Linked DNA regions of Homo sapiens: region 1 is linked to region 2. A link is an interaction called in ENCODE POLR2A ChIA-PET data of the cell type or tissue named here. Cell type or tissue: endothelial cell of umbilical vein. All regions are shown on one strand. Links, peaks and the distances in the headings refer to the core of each region. The heading gives the core; the rest is flanking DNA. Region 1 has its middle 5.7 kb from the start of PLOD2. Region 2 overlaps PLSCR5 (phospholipid scramblase family member 5).

Evidence for each region. ChIA-PET counts read pairs that join two places held together with the same protein. Peaks named below come from ENCODE experiments on the same cell type or tissue, not always from the same donor. Only the 100,000 strongest peaks of a DNase experiment are listed, where the experiment ranks them.
Region 1: POLR2A ChIA-PET joins it to region 2 with 6 read pairs; 2 of 35 experiments call an interaction of 5 or more read pairs at or near these places.

Annotation. Positions count from the first base shown.
Region 1 is chr3:146,165,381-146,168,307 of GRCh38, forward strand. No RefSeq gene overlaps it. Among named protein-coding and RNA genes, the nearest start is that of PLOD2, 5.7 kb to the left of the region's middle. In endothelial cell of umbilical vein, for the core only: no CTCF peak of the experiment used is centred there; DNase peaks (open chromatin) are centred at 1,296 and 1,451; H3K27ac peaks cover 1,767 bases.
Region 2 is chr3:146,601,916-146,604,842 of GRCh38, forward strand. All of the region lies in intron 1 of PLSCR5 (phospholipid scramblase family member 5), which reads right to left. Among named protein-coding and RNA genes, the nearest start is that of PLSCR5, 2.0 kb to the right of the region's middle. In endothelial cell of umbilical vein, for the core only: no CTCF peak of the experiment used is centred there; no DNase peak of the experiment used is centred there.

The sequences.
Region 1 (2,927 bases), core at 192-2,691, 440 kb before region 2:
CCTGTAGACCAACTTGAAAGCTAATGCAGTGGTCCAGGAGAGAGATGACGGAGGCTTTAAGCAAGTCAGTAGCAGTAAATGAAGGTCAATTTCCAGATAGATTTGAATGTAGAGTCAACAAAATTTGATGTCTGAATGTGGGCGTAGGAGAGAAAAAGGAGTCAACGAATATTTATTCAATGAATATTTGTGGAGTGAATAAGAAGTAAAGCTTTGGGAATTCGCGGAATAACCCTGGAGGTACAGAGGAAGGGGGATGTTAAATGAATTAGAGGACAAAGAAAAACCACCAGACATCCAAGAGCTGAAACTCAGAGAGGGCGGACCCTTTTGAGGAAAGAGGAAAAAAGAAATCAGCAAAGGAGACTGTTAAAGTCAGATAAATAGGAAAAGTATTACAGAAGAGAGACTGGGGAATAGGAGGAAGCCTCAGAGAGGTCATTGATTATAGCATTGGGAAACACAAGTTTAAGATCAGAACTTAGATGGGAGTAGAAACTACAGTGAATATAAGATATAAACTGGAGATGAGGGCTTAGAGAATACCATGAAGCAGAACTTTTGTGCTGTGACTCTTCATTCTAAATCAGGTCTCTGCTGCAGATGTCAGGGGATGACCTCTCTAATTTTAGGATGATCAAGTTGCCACAAATCTGAAGCTCCCCTTTATATATGAGAGGTTTGCAGTATAGTCCGTGGGCCCCAGCAGTTTTCCCTTTTAATTCTTTAAGCTGTAATTTGACAGGAATGATTTACCAGGTGACTTTTTCAAGGCTGAACGTCCTTTCAAACAAAGCCTATATGAGACCAACTACATTTTAAGAAGTTAAAAATAAAAAGAACCAAACAAAAATAGTAAAGGGAAGAATTTCCTAGGAGCTAGACTTAAACAATAAATGACCTGCTTAACACAAAAGTAAAACAGGTTTCCTCGTGCAACAAAAACAGTAATTTATCACAGGGAAAATGAGCATGGTTTATTTTCTGAGGTGTTTTATTTCTTTCATTTCTTATTTGTCTTCAAGAGAAGATAAGGACACTTTAAAGTATATTTTTTAAATAACACTAATTCTACGTTTTAGTCATCTTAGTGTGCTTATCTGGAATCTTCTTTCTGTGGATATGAGTTGTGAAACCCTTGTACCTAGCAAAATGATGTCAGATGTAAAACTAAGCTCAGCCAAGTTCAAAGTAAGAAGAGCATGCCAGGATAGGAAAGAATGCCAGCAAACACAAGTATTTTGAAGATGATTCTAGCAGATGTTTGTGACTAGTCAAAATGATTGGGCAGAACTGTCTAGGCCGTGAATCATCCTTCAGGGTCAGCAATCACTGTGGCATTCACATTCAGTCTTCCAAATATGTTTGACCAAAGTTCCACACGATGACCTACGTGTTGGCATAGGTAACACCAGATTAGCATTAATTATGATTAATCACCGTGTATAGTCAACATTTTCTTGTTCAACAGTAGTTTCTAATGATTTTTTTTTTTTTTTAACTGACTCTCTGCCCTTATAATCTCTCATTCTCCTGCTTCTCGGGACCATTTAGCTCCTTTCTCTGACATCTGCTCTGCCCAGAGGCAGATTTACCCTGAAACTATTGAAGCTTAAATGTCAATGCCCCTCACTTGCAAAGGCCCCTGTAAGTGCTAGGAGTGTCTGGGAGTTGTACGATATGCTAGGCTGGAAGGGAAGCCAAGCTGTAATCAGGAACAATCACTAAGAAAACACTTCTTGGAAACGGCCTGGGGAAATCTTAGAAAAAAGGGCCCTGAGCTCCAAGGATTCTCTAAATTATTGGGCTTTCTTTTCTTATTCTAAATAAGTACTCACTTCTTTATTTTATTTTATACTTGTAACTCACATAATCTTTTTTAAAAAGATCTCTAATGTTTTAGACCCCCATAAATTTTGACTGGCTTCTTGTCCTACCCCTAGAATCTAAAACCAATCCTTTCCGTAAGAATTGAGAACACAAGGAGTCTATGATCAATAATTCTTGGGCTCAGCATGCAATTGAATCTTTCTAAGTCAGTTCTGATTGTATGCTATACTCAATTTCTGATAATGATATTGTTACTTTATTCCTCTATGATTAAGCATGCCCTTATATACCTTGGTTCAAGTATTTTAGTCACTATTTTGGATCCCTGTCTGATTGCCTAATTCATCTCAGACTGAGATCTTTCCTGATCTTCTTCTAAGTTTTCCAGAAAATGGAGTTCTGTCACTTAATTGAATCTCTGAACCTCCTCAAGGCCTCCTGCCTGCATTGTCTTACCATCTGCTATTAGGTATTTCTTTACCTGTCTTTCCCATGGCTCTTAGTCTGCTGGTTCTGATCATCCCTATTCTGGCAGAGCTTTTTATGACGGACATGAGATTAACATACATTGATTACAAGTGTTTGATTCAACCAGAAACTTTCAGTTAAATAATTGTATTATAATTCTACTTGGTGAGATCTCTAAGGATGCTATCTTGAAATGAAGTATAGTCTACCTAAGAAAATATTGAGATCTATTATGTAATAGAAACAGTTGTAAAACTCTAATGTTAGATGTTATTTTGTTAAAGATGTAAATAACTCTAATATTAGATGTTATATAAAGAACAGAGAGCATAAAATCATAGAAAATTATAAAACTTTGGTCTTAGGGAAGTGGATATCCTTCAGAAATATGGCATAAAAGTACAAATGGTATTCCTAATCTGCCATTCTTAAAATCTGGGTAATGCATTATGTGGCTTTTTTTTTCCAAAAAAGGAAACATTTTTGCAATAGAACTGAAAGTAAGGAGAATTTACTTTAAAGCATATACCAATAGAGAAAAGCATGGCATTGGCCAGTGTGCCACACCATGCCCAGTCTCACTGCAGCACCTTAGAATTATAAGTGTTGTCTTCTTTAAGAGTATTTTT
Region 2 (2,927 bases), core at 121-2,620:
GTAAATTCATTCATTTATTTATTTAACCTTAAGGTTGTACGAATAAACTGAGTTCATTATTATTAGTGTAGGGCCATTAAGTTTGTACTGGTCTGTGATATTTAGAATGTAGACATGCTTTATGGTTAGGACCAAATGGAATAACTTGTCAAATGGCCCTACTAAAATACAGCTTCCTACTGATAATACTATAGCAGTTTGGTTTCCGCAAGTACCCCCACCCTGAACTTCTCACACATCTGGGGCAGATACAAAGGATATAGGCTTTAGACCTTCCCCTGCTCTTGAGAATGGCTCCTCAATAGGATCCTAAGAAGTAAAGCCAGAGAAAGACTATGTAACACTATGTCAGATTTGGGAGAAGAGCTAATGGCCATTAATATAACAATAATGATGCAAAAATATTAAAAGGCAATAAACATTATTTCTTTAGCGTTAGTGCAAAATGTACCATTGTCACTTTCAGAAAAACATAGAAGCAAAATTATGATATAGGGAAAACTAGTTCACAATGATAAAATCCAGAATAGTGGTCCATCTTGGGAAAGGGAGGATGCATGGCTATTGGCTAGAAAGAGAACATTATAGAATCTAGAAATGTCTATATCTTGATCTTGGTGGTGGTCATGAATGGGTCCTTATTTTAAAAATCATGGAGCCTAGGTTTTGTGCTCTATGTACTTCACTGCACATATTATCTCTCAATTAAAAACCATGTGTAGGGATTAATTTCTAACAATAGCTAGTATAAGATTTTTAGATTCTCTCTCATTGTAAACTTAATTGTTAAAGGGATTCACAAATTACCCCAATTTTATCTTGTAAATTATGTTTGCTGTAACAAAATGCAGTAGGTTATGGAGGGTTTGGCAAGTAGCTGTACATTCCCGCCCAGTCCTGGAGGGCCTTAGACTTCACAGCAAGTCCAGAAGCATTAATGCACTTGGAGCTCAGAGGATATTGTGTCCAAAGTCTTTATTTAGGAGTAGAGTGTGAGTGAGTCTCTGCCTGAGACTGTTGAGAGACATCACTATTCTGAGATCACTAGCTGCTTCTTCTGGGATTTTAGTTCACATTGAAGCAACCTTTGGAGACAGCTCTTGCTCAGTTCAGATCACCGTGTTTGAGAGCAACTTGCTCTTAAATTGTGTTAATTTCTACTAAGCCAGGATGCTCCAGCTCACACAAATGTCTCTTCAGTTCTAATGGCACCTGGTATTTAGACTGTCTTTTGGTTTAGTAGTGCTGATTGATCTGCCTATGAAATATGTGAAATGTACAATTAGTCTGCATTCCCTGGGAAAATGCTAATTGCCAATATAGTTACTGGACAAGAAAACATGATGTTATAAATAATGTGTTTATATACAGCTGAAGAAAACTATCCACAAAAATGTTTTACTTAGATAATGGTGATAATTTGACTTGCCCTCTTAAACAAGATATCTAATTCACAAGAAAGCTTCATTATCACTTATATTCTCCTAGGTAGTATGAAGTCTCTAATAGGTGTTTTATCCTTCCATGCATTAAATATTTTGAGCCGGTTGCAGAAGGAGGGTCAGTTTTCCACCTGAAGTTTTGCTTCTAAGTTTAGACTTGGGTCTTTATCATTATGGAACATCACTGCTTCCTGTTAGATTAATCATATTTTGACATAATATTACTTTCCAGTCACAAGTTTCTTCAAAGACTCAGACAACCAGATGAAGAAGGAACTCCTTTGAATTTCGTACTGGCTTTGAATTTCTATCTACTCTTTTAAAAATGTATAACTAGCTTATAAATATTTTATACACTCTGCAACTTTTTACCTTACAGTCTACAGTATTGCTGTAACTCTTATTTTATAAAGTGATGAAGTATTTTGGACTAAATAGTAGTGTCAGTCTTAAATGAAAGGAAATATTTGTCAAGGTTTTTTGTTTATTTGTCTTCAGATAGAAAAAAATGACACATATGTTAAATTCATGATTTTGCTATTTCACATCTATGTTTTACAATTTGTGTGAGCTTTCTCAGTGATTCTGAGGGACTGAGGGACTGGTCTACATTAAAGATTGATAAAAAATGGAAAGATTATCTCATTTGTTTCATATTAAATAGTGACCAAAAGTGTGTTTTGATAAAGGAAGCAAGTAAGCATACACATTTGTTTGAATGGATCACTAATTTAGGATATTACAAATTGATGAGCCCTATTATCCTATTTGTAATTAATTTAAAAGGTTTTCACCAATTATACTAATTATAATTCTTCATGCTAAAACTTTTCATTATAGCCTAGGCTTTAGTGGTTCATTCTGACAATGAAATGAAAGCACATTATAATTTTATTTCTTACACAGTTTCACAAGTGTTTTTAGTGAGATTGCAACTTACTTTAAAAACAACTACATCTCTTGTCTTTTTAGACCTTCTTTAAAGTAAGATAACGTAATGATATTTTTGCAGTTTTAGGAATTTGAGAAAAAACTCATCAGTCCTACTCCCCAAAAGTCTGCTAAGTGATCTGTGCGCTTAAAGCAGATATTTTCTGTTTGTTTTCTATCTTTAATTTACCATAAGGAAATTTCAAGATATTTTTGCTTTATAATTCAGAAATACTTATTTCTAGCCCATCACATTTAAGAATCAATAATAACGCATGTCAGATTCTTTATAATAAATGGCTATATCACATAATTTGAATAACAAATGGGAAAATAAAACTTAGAGAGTGTAACTGGATTGTCTGTAACTCAAAGGCTGAATGCTTGATGGGATGGATATCCCATTCCCCTTTATGTCCTTAATTCACATTGCCTGCTTGTATGAAGACATCTCATGTATCCCATAAGTATATATACCTACTATGTACCCACATAAATTTTTAATATTTTAATTAAAAAAATTATTAAATTGCACTTTAACACTTTCTAACTTAT